Linked DNA regions of Homo sapiens: regions 2, 3, 4 and 5 are each linked to region 1. Evidence: chromatin loops called from intact Hi-C (ENCODE). Cell type or tissue: mammary epithelial cell. All regions are shown on one strand. Region 1 overlaps FTO (FTO alpha-ketoglutarate dependent dioxygenase). Region 2 overlaps FTO (FTO alpha-ketoglutarate dependent dioxygenase). Region 3 overlaps FTO (FTO alpha-ketoglutarate dependent dioxygenase). Region 4 has its middle 66 kb from the start of IRX6. Region 5 overlaps LOC105371269 (a long non-coding RNA gene).

Region 1 (4,000 bases):
ATCAGAAGTCAAAAATAAAATGGAGGCCATCACCTTGCTGTTTCAACTTTTTCTGCAGGCAACATAGTCATGAGGCAATAACATTCCAGAATCTGGCCATTCACTTTGTAGTTCTCAAATGCCAGTTGTAATGGTGGTACCTTCCTGATCCCAACTACAACTATGGTTGTGTGTTCTTACAAATCAACAGTTCTAGGAATGACTCCTGATTCTTAGCCCTTCCCGAGTGTGACAGATGAGCGGCTACCCTGGCAAGCCAATCTGTAATATTGTTTCAGAAGCCCATCTCTGGAGGCTCCACCTTCAGCCCATTTCTCTGGTCCTCCTGATGACTTTATATCAACCTATTTCCCTATCTCACATAGTTTCTGTTTCCTACAACTAAATCCAGACATATATAAAGGGTTTAAGTAAAAGTAGAACAACCAAGTGAAAATAGTTGATACACAGTTAAAAGAATGGAACTTAAACCTTGGAAACAGAGCCAGGCCAGAAACAGAGCCAGGCCACAGTATATGAAAATAGGTACTATCTACACAGATGCAGAAGTCTGAGCCCTCAGACTACATTAATCCATCTTCTGGAATTTCTACAACTCACCTTGGAATCAACAAAGAAAAATCTTCCTAGCTTTCTTAGGTAATTATAGCAACATCTTATATTTACCTGGAGCTTTGAATATAAGCAAAGGTATATTGAGAAGTTATTGTTTCACTTTTACCTGGTGGAGGAGACACACAAGGGTGCGTATTATAATCTCCATTTTAAGAAATGAGAGAATCAAAGCACAGAGACGGCAAACAGTTTGCCTAAGGTCATAGAGGGTAAGTTAGTGGTCCAGCTAAAGTATTTCCTGCTTTAAACCTATTTTATCCTGTTTGGTCTTCTGTCGGTTAATTCTGACCACATTCTAAAATAAACGTTGAAATTGTTGCTATAGAAATATTAGGAGCCTAAGAGGGCTTGTAAAAACCACAAAGAATTAAATGGGGCCGAACTTACGACCATGGAAAAAATTAAAATTCCATGTGTAATTTTCTTCTCCGATTTTAACCTAAAATGTGGTGCTTGTGGCAGGCCCACTGTTCCTATGACACGCTTCCAACACTCACAGTTCTGAGTAACAAGTGTCGTCCAATTATTCCAGCAGCTATTCATTTATTTTTCTGTCATTCTATGAGTTGGAAAATTAACAGTGTTGTGTTTACAAACCTTCACTAGGTCCTTACATAAAAGCTCAAATATGTTTACGTTACACACAATTCTGGTCTGAAGAAGCTCAAAAGCCAGTTAATATAAACCTATTCTGAACAAATGTGCGAAAACTAGTCCTGTTAGGCAGAGGTTAAGCTTTGACCTTCCCAACTTTCTCCACAGAATGTACAATCCATCACGTACAAAAACACAGTGAAGATGTGAGGTGTTGGTAAGTACCCCTGTTAGTGAGAAATTCTGCTAATTATTACACCAAATAAGCATAGTTAACAGGCCATGACCACAAGAGGTGCATGTTTCAGGGCGTTAAGTAGCTGCCTAGGGTGGAGAGGAATATATTACACTATGCCCTGTACCAATAAAACAATTTCCCTGACACCTAGAAATCCAGTCAGCTGGAGCAAGATAACAAAAGTGTTCTATGGCGTGGCTGTGTGGAGAATGATACTTCAGTGCCACCTAGTGACTTGCACATTTCAACTTAGGAGTTCAGAGAAACTGACAATATCTTCCACCTATGCTTGGAAGCAGGAAAACAGGAGTAGAAGAAATCACATTTGGAGGGCTCCCCAAACTAAATGCTTGCTTTTTTTTAAAGCATACATATATTTTATTCTTTCCTTTTTCTCCCTACCTTGGCCTTTCTAAATAACCACCAAATAGGTATATCGCAATATGAACTCCTCAAAAAAAAAAATAAATAAATAAATCAAAGGCCCAAGTAATCAGCTGCTTCCCAGAAATACATTTTACTTTACCAATAATCATCTGACAGAAAGTTCCTTCAAAATTAAATCTTAAGAACATTCCAAGGGAGAAAAGGAGAGAGCAGACAGGTGGTAAATTAAGACTGAAAAGAACTAAAGGCTTTGAATCTGTAAGACAAATATGAAAAGTAGCAAACTTTGTATATTAGCATAATGCTAATGGTTTAAAAAGTAGGAACTCTGTACAAAGATTTATATGACAATAAAAGACCATGTAACCTGAGTAGTTCCATTCTACCCTTTGAATCAAAATTACTTTTCCCATGGAGACTGCTTCCAAGCTGATGATTTCTAATGTAGCATCTAATAGACACACTGAATATTCCTCCTGCAAATACAGTTAGTCCCAATTCAACACCAGTGCCAAGGAAATCCATGTCTTCCTCAAGCTAATGGTCTAGTGAAAAGAGGTGTGGTATGTATTACTGCAGATACAGTCACAAACAAAGCCTAGTTACTGCCTCATGGAGTTTACATTTTAATGTTGGAAGACAGATAAAAAACAAACAAGAAAACAGTGTATCACATGTTGATGATACAGAGAAAAATAAAACAGGATGAAAGAAACAGAGAACGCCAGCAGGCCATGAAGTAGGGAGTACTATTTTCGGGTAATCAGAGAAAGTCTCCTGAGAATAGGATGTTTAAATAGAGAGCTAAAGGAAGCAAGTGAACCAGCCACGCAGATACCTGGGGGAAGAAAGTTCTACAAAAAGAGAGAAGAGAAAATACAAAGGCCCATGGCAGGAAGCACTTGCCCTGTTAGAGGAACAAAATAGGGGCCAGTCTGAGTGGGTTAAAAAGAAAGAGAAGAAGAGTAGGGGAAGAGGTCAGAAACGATTCAGGGAAAAAGATCAGAAAGAAAGCCAAAGAAGTTGTTTTTGTTGTAATAGCAGCTTTATTGAGATATCGTTAACATACCACACAATTTTCCCCTTCAAAAAAGTATACAAGCCAGAAAGTATATTCATAGAGTTATGCAATCGTCACCACTACTTAATTTCAGAACATTTTCACTACCACAAAAGAAAAAGAAACCCTGCATCCATTAGCAGTCACTCCCCATTCCTCTCTCCCCAGCTCCTGGCAATCACTAATCTATTTCCAGTCTCTATGGATTTGTCTATTCTGTACATGGAATCATGTAATATGTGGCCTTTTGTCACTGGCTTCTTTTACGGAGCATATGGTTTCAAAGTTCAACCATTTTATAGCATGGTACCAGTACTTCATTCTTTTTATTGACAAATAATATTCCATTGTATGGTTATGCCACATTTTAATTGTACATTCATCATTGATGGGCGTTTGGGTTTTTTCCACTTTTGGCTATCATGAATAACGCTGCTGTGAACATTCATGTACAGGTTTTGTGTGGACATACATTGTCATTTCTCTTGGGTAACTAGGAGTGGAATTGCCGGGTTATATGGTAACTCTACGTATAACATTTTGAGGAAACATAAAAGAGTTTGAACAGAAAAGAGATTTGTTTTGTTGTGTTTTGAAGACTAAACTTTGATTGCTATGTAGGGAAAGGCAAGGAAAGAAGCAAGGAGACTAGATAGGAAGAAATTGCGATGATCCAGGAGAGTGATGCTAGTGGCTTGGAGAAGGATGGCAGAAGGAGACGTTGTAAGAAGTGGTTGGATTCTGAATATATTCTGAAGACAGATGCAACAGAATTTGCTGATGGGTGAAATGTGGAATGGGAAAGACGAAGTCAAGGATGTTTCCAGGGTTTTTGGTCTGAACAACTGGAAGGATGAAGATGTCCTGTACTGAGATGGAGATGACTATAGGAGTAACTATAAATATTAGTTCCCTCTCTATTTCCTTCCTTCTCTGGAGATTCCCCACATTCTACCTTCAGAGTTGCTTGAAATGTTTAATCATCAGAAGCAGTTGCTATATTTCTTAATTGCCAATCCCTTTCGCGAAAGTCTCTATCATAGCCCCAACCTATAGCGAAGTCCCTTTAGAGCCATCCTGGATAGTTTGCTTTTGTAATTAACAAA
Region 2 (4,000 bases), 120 kb before region 1:
ACCTAACATAATTATATGTTGTGTTTTACACTGTTTCCAAACGGATACATTAAAATAATCCAGTCTTGGCTCCTACCCACTAAAGTCAATAAAGGTTATTAAGGCCAACTGCCATATAAATGCATTGCTATAACAGCACAAGGAATTGTCAGAACAGGAAACGCAATTCAAAACATTCAAAACCATCAGGATCTACTTTTTATTCTAAAAGAAAAAACCAAGGAAAACAGCAAGAAGAATTTCTCTCCAGTATCGAAATCATCACTACTTTCGAAAATGTTTACTCTGGAAACGATTGTCGAATATTTCCACTGGATTATACCAAATTGACCTTTTTTTTTTTTAAGGTCAATAGGAAATGAATAAATGTCATCAATTTAGAGGATTTCGCACCTAGCATTCTTTTCTGTATCATTGTGAATTTGATAGTGTTAAAACATTTTTATAGGTAAAATAAATGTCAGTTTTGCAAAGAGCGATACCAGACCCTGAGAGACAAATGGCCTATCCATTGAATCTCTGGCTACAGCAAGACTTGCCCACCTCACAGGAGACTTCAGCTTTTCATATTTCTCTTTACCCAGAAAGCAAAGCAGCTGTACAGTTTCTTTCAAATGGTAACTCTCTCTTATCCTGAAGAGTCTTCTCATAATACAATCATCTTGGATGGCAGGGGCGGTGGGGGTAGGAAGTGCATCGGGTTTTAAAAAAATTAAAATAAAAAACAAATATTTGAATAGTATTATAGTGTTATAATGCCATCCTCAATAGGGAGCAAAGAGGAGGGGAAAGGCCAGACTAAATTCCTGGGTTATAAGAAAGGGTTATGTTGCTTTGGGCTTAATGGCTCATAAATTCATGAGGTAATATTCAGGGAAAATGTGATATTTTATCAGAATGTCATTCAAATATAAGGTTTAACATTTACATCACAAGAGCATGGATGGAGTAAAACTATCCGCTGGGAGAAAAAATGGCAAGAATAAACAGTGTGATAAAAATGGTGTTTTCTGGGACAGGAAATGGGAAGTGGAGGATGGGGGAGTTTTAGAGACAGCTGACTAAACTTTTTGAAATATGTGACTGGTTATGACATGTGAAGCAATTACCATTAATGGAAGAAAAGCGATTTCAAAGCTCATTTTCCATTCTTCTATATCCTTCCTGAGACTACACCTTGCAGCCACAAAGTGAAAAAAGAGCACAAAGACAGAAATCACAGCGCAAGTCTCTTCCCTGGTACGAGGGCCGATAAAGGTTGCTTTACTCATAAGCAAAAGGGGAAAAGTAATGCACATATTCCCTGAGGTTTTTTATTTTCTCAGCAAAAGAGATCGATGTTATTTTGCAGAACAGACAAAATGCATTGATTTAAAGAAATCCTTCCACAACACGCACGATTTTACAATTCAAAAAAAAGTATAAAGATAAAAAAGAATCATTTGTCTAAAATGATAATAATTTTGAGTAAGATAGTCCCTGGAAGCAAAGTGAGGACACTCAGAAATTCCATTTGGATTAGTCTAATGCTATAGAATCCAAATGTGCACCAAACACTGTACTTTTTATGTTAAATTGCTGTTGAATTTGTTAACCCACAACTGATATCCTGTGCTATGGAATCTTGGAGATTACAGCTAACTTGAAGCAACAGGGATAATTCTTGACAGTTAATGGTATTTTTGTATGCGTTTTCCTGAAAGGCTAACATCTTGGGGCCTCAATCTGGTAGCTCAACATTGCCCCCTACTGCTTGCAACTGAGAAAATATGAGGTGGGCTGGTACCAAGTAGAAATCTAACCAGCCACTGCCAATTCCACCCGAGTATACAAATACCAGATGGTACTAAACGAACAGAACCACAGAACCGTAGATTCATCCAACAATTATTCTGTTCTGTCTTGTCCAATAGAAAAAAGAAATCACTATGAATTTGTAAAAAGTCACTGTAAAAGGCTTGAAGCAATGCTTACATTTAATTTGGAAGAAACATCCCTTTTATCTGGACCTAAATCTTCACTCTGCTGATAAAGATCATCCCAAGACACGCTGAGGAGAGACACTGAGGCCACTGATCTCCCTCAGAACACTTAGAAATGACACGCCAACTTCTGGGAAACCAGCACCAGAGAGTTCGCAGAATTGCTTTTCCTTTTAGTATTTTTTATACAAGAGCGACAAAACAAATAACAGATATTTCCTCTTAACGCATGTGCCACCACCTTCAAATTATTTATACACAAATTTACATAGATATAACTAAATTCCTTAAATGAATTCATAATGAATATCACTTGTAAGCTCACAATACCAAATATTTTATTTTTTATTTGTGTGTGTGTACGTGAGACAAGGTCTCACTCTGTCACCCAGGCTAGAGTGCAGTAACGCGATCACAGCTCACTGTAGCCTTGAACTCCTGGGCTCCAATGATCCTCCCACCTCAGCTTCCCAAGTAGCTCAGACCATAGACATGCACCACCACACATGGATAATTTTTTTTAATTTAGTAGAGACAAAGTCTCACTATGTTGCCCAGGCTAGTCTCAAACTCCTGGGATCAAGCAATCCTCCCAACTTGGCTTCCCAAAGTGCTGAGAAGACAGGCATTAGCCACCATGCTGGGCCAGATTTTACTTAAAAAAAATAAAAAAAAAAAAGCTCTTGAACAAAAACAATTTTTTTTTAATTTGGTTTTTAAAAAACAAAATCAAGGGCTAGGCATGGTGGTTCACGCCTGTAATCCCAACACTCTGGGAGGCTGAGGCAGGTGGATCACCTGAGGTCAGGAGTTGGAGACCAGCCTGGCCAACATGGTGAAACCCCATCTCTACTAAAAAATACCAAAATTAGCCAGGCATGGTGGCGGGCCCCTGTTATCCCAGCTACTAGGGAGGCTGAGGCAGGAGAATCACTTGAACTCGGGAGGCGGAGGTTGCAGTGAGCTGAGATCGCGCCATCGCACTCCAGCCTGGGCAACAGAGCAAGACTCCGTCTCAAAAAAAAAAAAAAATCAATAAGAGCTCCTTTCTTATTTGCTCTTCAACTCTAATTCACAGAGTTGTCAAATTACAACTTCAAAGTCAAGCTGATGTCTTAGAGCCAAGGTTCATCAAGTTAAGAGGTTCTAACTCATATGTAAATGGACAAAATCAGAATTACACAGTAGGGGGAAAAAATGTTGCCCTGAAATTGAAGCTGCCTTTATATAAGCAGCCCATAAAAATGGAGAGTACTCATAACAGGCTTAGTTTAGGAACAGAACTGACTAAGGAGATTTAGGCACAGACTTTTCATTAACTCCAATTCAGTTTCACAATGCTCAGTTTTGCATCGATTCAGGTCTTTGGAGAAATCAATTTTTGTGATACTATTAATACATTAAAAGGATTATAACATTCCTTCCCCAGACGTATATCCATGAAAAGGTATGATTTAAAGATTTGAGATGTCTGGAAAGCAAGGACTTTTGGATTCTGATCCAGACTTTTAAACTGGGGCCTTCAAAGTTGTGACTTGACATTTTCATTATTATAAAGTAGGAATTAGGGTAGATCCTATGTTAAGTGTTCTTATCACAATAATAATAATTATAATAAATAAGACAGAAGAAAACTTTTGGAGGTGATGGATAGGTTTATGGCATAGACTGCTGTGATGGTTTCATGAAGGTACATGTATCTCTAAACTCAGGTTGTACACATTAAATACGTACAGCTTTTTGTAGGGCAATCATACCCCAATAAAATGGCTTTAAAAAAATAAAATAGGGATTAGCAATAGCTATCCATTTTTGCAGATTAGTTCATTGTTTCCAGTACATTTCAAATTCTGTGCAGAGGTACTATCTCCAGAGTTTGCAGGCTTTTACCACTTTTCTACTACATTCCAAATCCAATTGTTTGAAGGCAGAACAGTGAGGTGGTGAAGGGCAAGGACCCCAGAGGCAGCCTTCTAGAGTTCAGATTCCAGCTCCCTCACCTATTAGCTGGGTGACCT
Region 3 (4,000 bases), 170 kb before region 1:
TCTCACCTCTCTGGCTTTATCTACATACATGATTACCATGGCCTACAGACATCTGAATCTGCAATCCCTGGTCTGAGTTCACTAGCATTCACTAGAAAACTCACAAATATCCAACTCTCATGCCCCCATCATCAAAAGCTCAGACGAATACTTCCTTCAGAAAGCCCGGTGCCTCTTTGGACATGAATTCACTATTCCATGTGTCCTTCAAATCCCTCCAAACCAGGTCTCTTATACAGCCGCAGTGTAATGATCTGAGGCACTCTTCGTACAAAAACTAGTAGATGTGTGAATGCAATAAAAGTGCTCAGAAACACACAAGGAGAAATCACCAGCTAAGGGAATGGCTCTCTTACTTTACAATGGCGAGTTCTCAACCTGCCACCGAAACCACCACTGTTTGTGTACGCGTCACTCAAACTCAGACTTTGATTTATACATGCAGGCGTACTTTCTTAACACACCCTCTCTGACTTTTCTGCCATAGCCCGTTTCCAATGCCACTAGAAGATGCTGTGCTTAATACAGCTTCCCAATTCTCCAAGGCCCCCTCAAAGCTTTTAAAGCTAGCATAACATGCAGAATTTCAAATGAAGTACCAACAGCAGAAAGATCATTTACAGTAACTATACAAACAAGCTAAATGAAAGACTTGTGTTCAGTCATTAAAAATAATAATGCTAAAGCCCCGAGGGCTGAAATGTAAAGCTTAGACTTCGTGTGAGGAAATAGAAAAGGAGTGTGTTTATTATCCCAATAAGATAACCTGTTAATTTATTTAGTAGGCAATTTTCGAGTACATTCGTCCACAGTGAAATCTCGCTTTATCAGATTATATGAAAAATCACCACCACAAATAAAATGCTCGTTCAAGCCAGGGGCTTTTGCAAGATAGAAATTACCAAGTAGGAGACCAGTAAGGGGTGGCTGGGAAGTGCTGCCACTAATAGCTTCCGCCCCCTTATTCTCCTCCTCTCCTGAACCAAGCCCAGAGTTAGTTATAGAGTTATCTATCTCACACTTTGCAGATGATGCCTAACATCATGACAACAGAGAAGAGGAAAGGTCTCTGGACCTGCCTACCTACAACAAGTTTCTGTAAAGTAATGAATACAGACAGCTTGGGGACCATCCACCTGCGCTGCCTGCCTCTTCCTGCCTGCAAAGTGAAACCACCAGGGATTGGCAGAAGGTACTTGTCTGACAGGGCCAGGACAGCCTTTCTCCTCAGTGACAGCCTGGGCCTACCCTCTTAAACTTGACCCACCATAATTCCTTCACAGTGCAGCAGCAAGGCAGCTGACAGTAGCAGCTGCAGCTCCTAAGCGAGATGGATGGAATTTTCATAACTAGTTCCCCAAGTTACATTTTACCTTCAAGATAATTTATGAGCTGCTCTGGAGCCTTGAAGAGACAATATGCTTGCCATAAAATTAACTGTAACAGTCTTGTAGGTTATAATTAACACTGGGAGGGTAGCACCAACTGGATGAAACACATGGCGTAATTGATGGTGAAACTGGAAATGAAGCAAGCTAACAATATCATTACTGTGCAGGCTGCCTTAGCAAAACCTATGCTTTCCGAGGGTTCATTGCAGTTGCCTCCCAGGCCCGTATTCTGGTAGGAAAGAGGCCAGAGCTGGGCAGAGGGGTGGAGGTTTTGCTGGCCAGGCCATGGGGTACCTGGACAGATACAATGGCTGTCAACAGTCTGGAAAGAGAGCCGTAGCACAGCATCTGGTCATATGCTTCCTGGAGTTCAGACCAGGCCCTACATAAGCCTTCCTTGTAGATATGACTTCATTTTTTCAGTAAACAGCAACTTTTTCAGTGAAAAAAAATATAAGAATAAAAAGAAGACAATAGGAACTTCCAAAACGCCCTTCCAAGGATTGGGACATTTATTTAGCATACATTCTGGAAGCAAAACAACTTAATATGAGCATATCTTAATAAAAAATGAAGATGGTTAACTAAACCTAAAGGTTTATTAAACTAAAAAGTAACGTCCTGAGCACCCTATCCAAAGTTGACTATGGAGAGAAAGGTAATCAGAAGAGTCCCATCAAACACTCCTGTCTCAGAAAGAACCACTAACCTATTTCTTTCACGCATGGATACTGAACAGTCTGACCAATACCTGAGAAGTCCTGAACATTCTAAACACATTGGAACGATTCAAATAATTCTAATAAGCATTTTCAAGGTGATTCAACTATTTTTTTTTGTTTTCTGATTTGTTTGGTTTTGTTTTTTTTGTCCTGGGACAATAGACTGGAAAATTCTAATAAATGATGCAACAGTGTCCCCTACAGGCCAGTAGAGCTGTTCCTTCCCCTTCCCCCATCCTCCTCCACCATGACTTCCTCAACTGAAAGCCAGAGTTAAACTTTTATCTATAACATTACAGAGTAAATTTGTAAAATACACTGGGGATACCCCTGAGATAGAATAAAATTACTACTCTTCATGTGTGGTAAATTGTTTCCTAGATATAAACAAACTGTACAGCTGGTGATTAACCCATTATGGAGTAGATAAATTGCTACCCTTTCACCTTAAGGGCACCCACTGAAATCAGCCTTGACTAACGCAGCCCCAAAATTACTTGACTTAGAGGATTTACAGAGATTTACAGATTCTTGGAGGCTAAACTTTGGTGTTCTAATTTTCACCCCTACTCTCCCACCTTCTAAAAGACTGTAACCAATATAAAAGAAATGACAGAGCATATAAAGGTGATAACTTTCCTTTAAAAGATCCATGGCAGGGAGATTGATAATGCATTAGCTGGATACTATTTCCTTATAGAGATGCACCCACAACTAAAAAGTGTAAAACATGTTAGGTACCAGAGGAAATAAATATGTAAAGATACATACCTGCCTATCTCCACACTGAGAAGGATCCTAGAAGGTCTCTAAAATACTAAGTGAATCGTATCAGTGGTTGATTAAAAACTAAAGCTTTGTTATTGCTCTTGGCCAACCTGGGCCGTCTTGGCTTAAATTCCATCTTCACTACTTACTAGCTGTTGCCTTGGGCAAGTTACTCTGCACCTCTGTGCCTCGGTTTTCTCATCATATAAAACATTTAAAACTCTGTCTGGAACACAGTGACTTCTCAATAAATGTCAGCTGCTATTGTTGTTAAAATTAGTACAATTGCAGACTTCAGGGAAAGTGGAAGTAGAGGAGTGAAACCCATCAGGAGTAACATCCACTTTTCCCTGCTCCCGGGGATCTCACGTATGGAGCCACTCCTTGTGAGAGCTGGAAGATGCCTCCCACTTTTGGGGCGATCGAGATCAAGTCGCTTCTTTCTTACATAAAGTTGCTAAGGCGTAGAGTGTCTGTGACATGCCCAGAGTCCTATAGTCACTAATGATGGGATTCAAACTGGAGTCCAGCCCTCCACCTGTCAATTCTGTGTGACACTGCTGAGCACAGAGCACCAACTCTGTCTAGTGTTCTTCCCTGCACCAATTTTGCAATATCAGGCCCCTACCAGGAGGCTAGGATATTTACTTCATGAGGCATTCTCTCAAAGGAGAGGCCAATTTGGATAAGGGTGGCTGGGTTTATTCCTGGCTTTATTGTTTTGATCTGAAGATCATGATAGGTCATTTTTATTGAACACCTAATACGTTACAGGTACTTGCTCTGGGTGTTTTACATTTAATCACTTAATCAACCCTATGAAATGGGTTCTATTATTATCATCCCCTAGGCAAATAACAAACGAGAAAATTGAGGCTCAGAGGGGTTAAGTAACTCATCTAGTTACAATCCACAATTGTAACTTGCCTGGAGTTATAGAAGTGGATCCAAGATTCAAACCCAGGCAATCTGATTCAGAATCTATGCCCCCAAACATATTAATTAAATTTACTCTGAAAGAAAACCATTTTTCCTCCACAAACTTTATACAATGGAAAGAAGGTAGCACAACTTTTATACAATGACCTATCCTCACGTATAAATTTCTCTCCTATTTCT
Region 4 (4,000 bases), 1.5 Mb before region 1:
CATCTGGCAGGCACCTGGGTGGCTGACACGCAACATCAAGTGCAGTATCATGAAAATTAGCCAAGCTGGGCCCTGGTACTTCATTGCTACCTGGTGTGACGGTGGACACCCAACATCCACACCCTGGCTCCCAGTCTCCCCACCTTTAAAATGGATTTGATCTCCAGATTGCTACGTTTGTGTCCATATGTAATGGACAAAAGTGGTGATGGACTAACAAATTACGGGATGAGGATCTGCAGGCTTTATTTACTACTAAAATGTTTATTTCATGTGTTGATTATCTGCAGCATCGCCACCTTGCAGTTAGTCACTGGAGTCCTCTCAGAATAGGAACCCACCACTGCTCCCGAGTAAGCCGGTGACCTGCAGCTAAAAAATTAATCCTTTCGTGTCTCAGTTTTCTGATCTTTACATCAGTGATGATAGCAGTGCCACCTTGTAGAGTTCTTGTGAAAATTAAATGAGTTAATGAACTTAAAGTGCCTAAACAGTAGCTGGCAGAAAGTAAATGCTCAATAAATGTTAGGTATTTTGACCATAATCGTCATTTTTTTCTCATTGGCCTCTTTTTTCTCTTCTTATGCCTTAGGATTTGAGAGATGTCCCTTAAACACCAACTGGTGTGTTCTGTGTAAAAGACACTCAACAGGCCGGGTGCAGTGGCTCACGCCTGTAATCCCAGCGCTTTGAGAGGCCGAGGCAGGCAGATCACTTGAGACCAGGAGTTCGAGATCAGCCTGGCCAACATGGCAAAACCTTGTCTCTACTAAAAAATACAAAGATTAGTCGGGTGTGGTGGCTTATGCCTGTAGTTCCAGCTACTTGGGAGGCTGAGGCATGAGAATCGCTTGAACCTGGGAGGCGGAGGTTGTGGTGAGCCAAGACTGTGCCACTGCATTCCAGCCTGGGTGACAGAGTGAGAATTTGTCTCAAAAAAAAAATAAAATAAAATAAAATAAATAAATAAATAAATAAATAAAGGCACTCAACAGGGTAGACATAGGAAGTAATCCTGGTCTGGCTTGGCCTGGCTTAGCCTCTGGAGGCGGCTGTTTTTCCACCTGGTAAATTGATGATTTTCATTGCGTATTTTCTCTGAGTGTTTGTTAACTCCAGGGCAGTCTTTTGGAGTTAGTTTGTCATTGACTTGAACCCACCAGAGAAGAGTTGACCTCTCATTCTGCATCTGGCATTCAGGGTACGGCGCCAGGACTCAATCAACAAAGAGTGGAAATAGCCATTGGCCGTTGAGGACCCGCCAGGCCTTGGCATGCCAGAGGGAATGTCTTTTTTGGTTATGCCCGGTAAGTACAACAAACTAAAAGAGAAAAAATAAATAAATTTGGACAAAGCGATCTCAATTCATGTGTTTTGAAGAAACCTGGAATAACTTAGAGAAGAGAGATGACAAATATATGTTTCCGGAAAATATTAGCTGAAACTGCAACCACCGTTGTAAACATTTGCCGTCCTCCTGCAGAGGAGGGAGCACGCCACCTCATCTTGTTGCATTTAAGTCCATATATAATGGATAAAAGTGCTGATGGACTAACCAATTATGGGGTGAGGATCTGCAGATTTTATTTACTATGAAAACGTGTATTTTATCGGTTGGTTATTTAAATAAATGGCTGGAATACAAATCAACTGACAAAAACCATCGTTCCTCTCAAGGATGAAATATTTGAATTCATTATTCAAAGGCTTTTGGAAGCCTCTGGATGACTGAGTGGATTTGTCACCAGTCTTGTTGATCGCTGATAGAAGTTCCTGACATGGGGTTTAGGGTTGCTTTCTGGTAAGATTCCAGGGGCAGCCTTTTGGAGTTAGTGTGTCATTGAATCGGACCTGTCAGAAAAGAGTTGGCCTCTCATTCTGCATCTGGCAATTTGGGGTATGGCACAGGGTAAGAGCCTGCTGTGGTGGGGCCCTCTGCCAGGTACTTTTGTCTTCTGTATCTCATTTAAATCACACAGGACAGGCTCCTCTGCCTCAAAACTGGCCCCCTCTTGGCGAATCTTGTCAGCATTCACATGGCAATATAATACCAGAATTCACCCTGGGAACCCTTCTGAACAGGCCTTCCTCCAGCCAAGCCTTGTGTGGCCCCACCCTGGGTCCATGAGCAGACACGGCCACAGGGTGTCGCTGTCCCACTGGGCTGGGCCACGCTGAGCATTTATCTGGCTGTTAAAAAACCCCGTCTCTTAAAGAAAACAGTGCAACACGCAGTTGCGTAGCTACTCAGACAGGCCTTAATTATAATGCAAACCTTGTCAAAAAGATGATGTTTACTGTAGGAGGCATTTTACAGGACTAACTTTCACATGCTAGATTCAGTTTTCAACAAAATAAAAAAGAGAAGAAAAAGAAAAGAAAAGCAAGAGAGAAATCAAATGAGCCTTCTCAACACTTGATACCTCACGTTGTGATATTTTGATATGTTATGTGGTTGTGTTGCGGGATGATGAATGTCAGAATGAAGTTTTTTCTTCTTTTTCTTTTTCTTCCTTTTTTCTCTTTTCCTTCCTTTTTTTCTTTTTTCCTTCTGGCAGCTTTGTTTTTTTTCTTCTTCCAAGAGCTACAAAAAAAATGTTTTTCAAATGAACACAGGCAAGGATATGTCACCCAGTGATGGATAGCTCACTCCGGCTCAGCTTTTGATAATTAAGTTCTACTCTTCACAGACGAAGGCCATTCTGCCAAATCTAAAATACCCCAGAAAATGTAAAATTAGAACCTTATGAGAAAAAAGATTAAAAGAGCTAAATATATATGTATGTAGTTTGGTTAGGTGGTGATTGGCATGGGGTGGGGTGCGGAGAAGGGATTGATTTGATAACTGCCTACAAATCTGCACAGAGACACATGGCAAGGAAGAAGGGGGATATTTACACAGGGAGACAAGGTCAGATTAAGAGTAATTAAATGACCTAAATAATAATAACAGCAATAATAATAATAATAAAGAACATTTACGACAAATATCACACAATCGTGACTGACAAGAGCTAGCACTTAACTAAGGTAGAGCCGCCTAAGGGACACAATAGACACTTGAACCCTTAAGACATTTCCTATGCATCTTCCCTATGCACAGGCAGGTAATACTCTACAGAGACTGAAAATCCCTCTTGGTTTCCCAGAGGTTGGGCAAGCTTTCTTAAAGCTCTGAATTCTGCATCTACAAATCTTACATTAAGAGCCCTGAGGTTACACAGCATTAAATACAATTTGCTAACTGAAATGCTCAACTGGTTCTAAATCATAAGCTGGGGAGTCCATGGGGCTGCTCCGGAAACCTCCCGTGAAGTCCCAGCCAAGGTCAAGGAGATCCCGATACTTGCATGCGGCAGTGTCTCTCGATCTCTCATTGCTTGGAGGCCACCATCTTGTTTTGCTGCATTTGCCACTCACCTACCACGCGCAGGCTGCACTGGTGGAAAATCCGGCCCTGAAACCCGCCTGTCGTTTCACCATGGATCACCACCACCGACCACAACAAGCACCAGGGATTGCTCAGTGATTTATTAGAAGAGACTGCAAAAGATACTTTAAAAGCAAATTCTCTTACCCCCGTGTAATGTACCACGGCAGGGAGGAAAGGCCAATAACCCATGTGGCCATTACATTCTTGGCACCCTCTTAGTTGGCTCACTCAAGTGGGCAGGAGCCGGGTTTCATAAACCGTTCCTATCTTGAGGACTCCTGGCGTTCATTTGATCGCCCTGAAAGCTGGATCCTTATCTGCTGCAGTAATTTATCTTTTTGGAAGGAGAAAGCAGCGGCAAAGACAGATGCAGTTGATAAATACACTATTTTCCAGCGTACAATCAGTCTCAGTTAAATGTTAAAGGGCTGCCTTTTTGCTGTGAAACTGATATTTCGAAGTGCCCCAACTGGGGTGCGTTCTCCCCGCCCCCACCTCTGTCTGCCCAGGAGACACTTAAGGAGCCCAGTGAGAAATTTCTCAAGCCTGTAGGGAGGATGAGGGGGA
Region 5 (4,000 bases), 220 kb after region 1:
TAGAGCGCACTGGTGTGATCTCAGCTCACTACAACCTCTGCCTCCCGGGTTCAAGCAATTCTCCAGTCTCAGCCTCCCCAGTAACTGGGATTACAGGTGTACGGCACCATGCCCAGTTAATTTTTGTATTTTTAGTAGAGACAGGGTTTCACCATGTTGGCCAGGCTGGTCTTGAACTCCTGACCTCAAGCGATCTGCCTGCCTCGGCCTCCCAAAGTGCTGGAATTATAGGCGTGAGCCACTGCACCAGGCCCGACATCCTCTTTCAAGGCACACAGTCACCTAAAGCTATATGGAGTCACTTTGGCAGCTCCAAGGCCAGGGAAGAGAAGACTTTGTCCATGGTATAAATTCCTTGCTCCCTTCTCTTGTAACAGTGAGCCTCGCAAGAATGCGCTGAGTGAACGGGAAAGACTGCAGTGCAGAAGGACATATGGGGAAACCTTCAAATCGTCATTTCATCACCCAGATGTGCACCCAAGTAATCAGAATCCAAGGCGAATCTAGAATGCCATCAAGTGCCATCACAAAGTCCTTCCATAGGAGAGAGAAAGAAATTCCCACCGGAGGCAAGCAAAGAGGGCTGCTTGAAGGAGGCAGGGGCATGTAACCTGGCCTCGGGAGATGAGTAAAATCTCAGCTGGTGGAGGAGGAATGGGACCCGAGGCATGAAGCATCAGGGTAGCTTGGGTCGGCCTCATCTCCCCAGCCTGGGATTGGGGAAGGCAGAAGGGAGATCTATACCCTAGAACCTCAACCAAGGAGGTTGGACTTCCCCAGAATGAGGGCAGGGAGGAAGCTGTGGAATATTTTGGAGGAAGGAGTGACACGATGAGATGCCGCAGGCCAGTGGGGAGTCATGCAGAGACACATGTAGAAACGGCCTTTGTCTCAAGACTCTGGCTACAGGGCTGTGTGTGTGGAGGAGGGGGGAAGAGAAGAGGGAGGAGACGGGGAAGAAAGAAGTGAGGGAGGTTGGGGTGGTGCAGAAAGAGGAGAGATGGAGCAGGAAGGGGGAGAAAGAACAGATGTGGGGAGACAGTGGAGTTTGCGCCCGCCCAGCTCGCAGAGGCCCCCGTTTGTGGGTGTGAAAACCCATCCTGAACTTCTCTGGCCCAGGAAGTCTGGAGAGCCCCAGGCGCCTTGCTTGTGAGTGGCTTTTGTGAAAAGAAGGCAAGAGAATGGGAGGAAAAGTTGGATTCAGGTCTGATTTTTCTAAACAAAGTCACCAGCTGAGGCAGGACTGACAGCCCCGGGATGCCCTCAAGCAGAGAAATTGTCAGAGAAGAAGGTGAGAGGAGGTGATAATTGCTGGGAGAATGAAAGCTGAAGCCACCCCAGCGAGTCTCTTGGCTTCTCCAAGCCCAGTCAGCGTCAGAGAAAATAGAGGTCTGAGTTTTCTGGTTGTTCACACTCAGAAACTAAAGCCAGAAAAGTTCCAAACATCTGGCTTTTACAGCACAAAACCCCCAACGCACGTGCTGGGATCGTATTTAGTAATGTTATGGCTCCATCTACAGCCGGAGGAAGGATCATCACTGCTAGATTTCGCCGTGAGCAAGAATCCGGCCTTTGAGCTGCGCAGACTCATTGCAATTAACGCTAATAAAGCTCGTTCCTGTATCTGTGCTGTTTATTCAACACAGACTTGGAACCACACTGGAAGTTATTTATTTCAGACTGTGTCTACAACAGCAGCTGTTCAGAATATACTAGCATCCTTTTAGCCAAAATTGGTTTGGAATTTCTATTTTAAACCACTGTTTGTTATGAATTGAGTTAAATGTCTTTTTTTTTTTTAACACATTTTCCCTATTTTAACAATGGAAAAAATAAAAGCCCTTAAAATACTAAGATTGCATTTTCTTTCATTCATTCAACAGCTAATTAGCACCTACTGCGTGTCTGGCTCTGTGTTAAGTGCAATAATTAAGTCAGATCTGAATGCATCCTATTATTTACTCATCAGAGGGTATTTTTGCTACTTGTCCTTTATGTCTGGAACATTTCCACAGGAATAGTGAGAGAGGAAGAACCGAGACAACCTGTGAATATAGTGTTTGGGACAAGTTAGAAACACAAGGAACATAGAATCTTTTCATGACAAAGTGGAAGCTGGAAGTCAGTCCCATAAAGGCCAGTAAGATTTTTATCCTGTTCTATTATTTTTTTCCTACTCAGAAGTGGAATTAGTTTTTTCCTACTTAAAAAGTTACCAGCTGAAGTCAGGTGCGGTAATCCCAGCATTTTCGGGGATCGAGGTGGGCAGATTGCTTGCACCCAGTAGTTCAAGACCTTCCTGGGCAACATCGGGAGAGCCCCATCTCTACAAAAATACAAAAATTAGCCATGTGTGGTGGCGCACACCTGTAGTCCCAACTACTTGGGAGGCTGAGGTGGGCGGATCGCTTGAGCCTGGGAGGTTGAGGCTGCAGTGAGCCAAGATCACACCACTGCACCAACAGCCTGGGTGCAGTGGCTCATGCCTGTAATCCCAACACTTTGGGAGGTTTGGGTGGGAGGATCCCTTTAGCCCAGGAGTTTGAGATCAGCCCAGGCAACATAGTAAGACCCTGTCTCTACCAAAAAATATTTTTAAATAGCTGGGTGTGATGGCACATGCCTGTAGTCCCAGCTATTTGGGAGGCTGAGGCGGAAGGATTGCTTGAGCCCAGGAGTTCAAGATTGTAGTGAGCTATGATCACACCACTGCACTCCAGCCTGGGCAACAGAGCAAGACCCTGTCGCTGAAAATAAATAAATAATATTTGCTTTGTGCAGAAAATTTGGAAAACAAGACAAAAAGGAATTTAAAAATCTCAGTTATAATCCTATCAACCAAAGATGACCACTGTTAACTTTACATGGTACTATAATTTTCATTAACCCATAGGAGAGGAACTTTCTTTCATGTCACTGCATATTCCTCTATATGATTTTGAATGGCTACAGAGTATTCTTTCATATGAGCATACCATAATTTACTTATGCCACACATGATTACTGACTTTTAACAATGATAAGGTTTGTACTGATGACATTTCTTAAGATACACTCTTAGCTCTGGAACTTCTGGATCAAAGAGGGCATGTACCTTCAAGGCCTCTGAGACATATATCAAGTTGCCATCCAGGGTCAACCTCCTAGAATTTAACATCGCATCTGAAACCAAAATCTAACTTCAGGAGCCCAGAGCATTCACAGTTCCAGAAAGAGTGTGATGGTAAGTGGTGATCCTTGGTGTTCGGGAAGCTTTGCAGGGCATCCCAGCTGGAGGTAGTCAAAGTTATCAGAATGGTTTTTGATAAATTCTTTACCTTGTAGATGATTTAGACTGGAGTGCCTCCAGGAAAGCAGGAAGCAAGACATGTTTTTAACCTGGTAAGTATTTAGTCAATAGAGCATTACCAAGGGCTCAGGAGATTAAGAAAGACAGGATTATTTTAATGTATCTTCATCACCCAAACCTCACCACTTGTCATGGTTAATATCACCCCTGGCTTATTTTTCCTGTTCCCACATTCTGTCCACAGTTTGTGCCCACAGATACTTTGCCCTTTCCTCTCCTCCATGTCTTATAAGGTGAAGCTGGGTTCCTCTGAGGTCACAGAGCTGTGGTAACTACATCCAGTGGGTGTTAGAAAAAACCCTGGCCCCTCTCAGATGTGAGATGTGGTCTAAGGACTCAATACACTGACTTAGGGAAGACTTGAGCTTTTTTCTTTGGAACTGAAACATTTTCCATATGTTTATATAGAGTTGTGGCAACAACTCAAGGGATATGAAAAGCAGATTTTACAAGAGTATGATTGCACAGCAAAAGTCAGTTTTGGGTTAATTTTGGAAAGAGAAGCTTTGATTTTACTGTGTGCCTAGTAGACAATGTCCCATCAGTCACACACAAAGGAAGAATGTCGGCAGAGAATCCCATAAAGTTAGCACCTAATGTAACTAGCGTTATTGGAAGTTGAGGCAGAGACAAGGGCTGCCCAAGGTCATG

Evidence for each region. A loop is a pair of places that touch in the nucleus more often than their neighbours do. Peaks named below come from ENCODE experiments on the same cell type or tissue, not always from the same donor. Only the 100,000 strongest peaks of a DNase experiment are listed, where the experiment ranks them.
Region 2: it touches region 1 in a loop (6-fold over the local background); 24 of 110 quality-filtered maps call a loop at or near these places.
Region 3: it touches region 1 in a loop (11-fold over the local background); 13 of 110 quality-filtered maps call a loop at or near these places.
Region 4: a loop joins it to region 1, with 7 times the contacts of the local background. A loop is called at or near these places in 11 of 110 quality-filtered maps.
Region 5: a loop joins it to region 1, with 10 times the contacts of the local background. A loop is called at or near these places in 12 of 110 quality-filtered maps.

Annotation. Positions count from the first base shown.
Region 1 is chr16:53,771,006-53,775,005 of GRCh38, reverse strand. All of the region lies in intron 1 of FTO (FTO alpha-ketoglutarate dependent dioxygenase), which reads right to left. Among named protein-coding and RNA genes, the nearest start is that of FTO, 69 kb to the right of the region's middle. In mammary epithelial cell, a CTCF peak has its summit at 1,672 (motif pointing left); a DNase peak (open chromatin) is centred at 1,655; H3K27ac peaks cover 1,442 bases.
Region 2 is chr16:53,890,008-53,894,007 of GRCh38, reverse strand. All of the region lies in intron 7 of FTO (FTO alpha-ketoglutarate dependent dioxygenase), which reads right to left. Among named protein-coding and RNA genes, the nearest start is that of FTO-IT1, 150 kb to the left of the region's middle. In mammary epithelial cell, a CTCF peak has its summit at 1,735 (motif pointing left); no DNase peak of the experiment used is centred here; H3K27ac peaks cover 548 bases.
Region 3 is chr16:53,944,427-53,948,426 of GRCh38, reverse strand. The region is part of intron 8 of FTO (FTO alpha-ketoglutarate dependent dioxygenase); the gene reads right to left. Among named protein-coding and RNA genes, the nearest start is that of FTO-IT1, 93 kb to the left of the region's middle. RefSeq lists an enhancer at 2,176-2,470. In mammary epithelial cell, a CTCF peak has its summit at 2,323 (motif pointing left); no DNase peak of the experiment used is centred here.
Region 4 is chr16:55,256,303-55,260,302 of GRCh38, reverse strand. No RefSeq gene overlaps it. Among named protein-coding and RNA genes, the nearest start is that of IRX6, 66 kb to the left of the region's middle. In mammary epithelial cell, a CTCF peak has its summit at 2,147 (motif pointing right); no DNase peak of the experiment used is centred here.
Region 5 is chr16:53,547,647-53,551,646 of GRCh38, reverse strand. It overlaps LOC105371269 (a long non-coding RNA gene), which reads left to right. Exons shown (of 8, transcript XR_933588.4): 4 at 3,050-3,223; 5 at 3,325-3,381. Among named protein-coding and RNA genes, the nearest start is that of AKTIP, 46 kb to the right of the region's middle. In mammary epithelial cell, a CTCF peak has its summit at 1,520; a DNase peak (open chromatin) is centred at 1,516.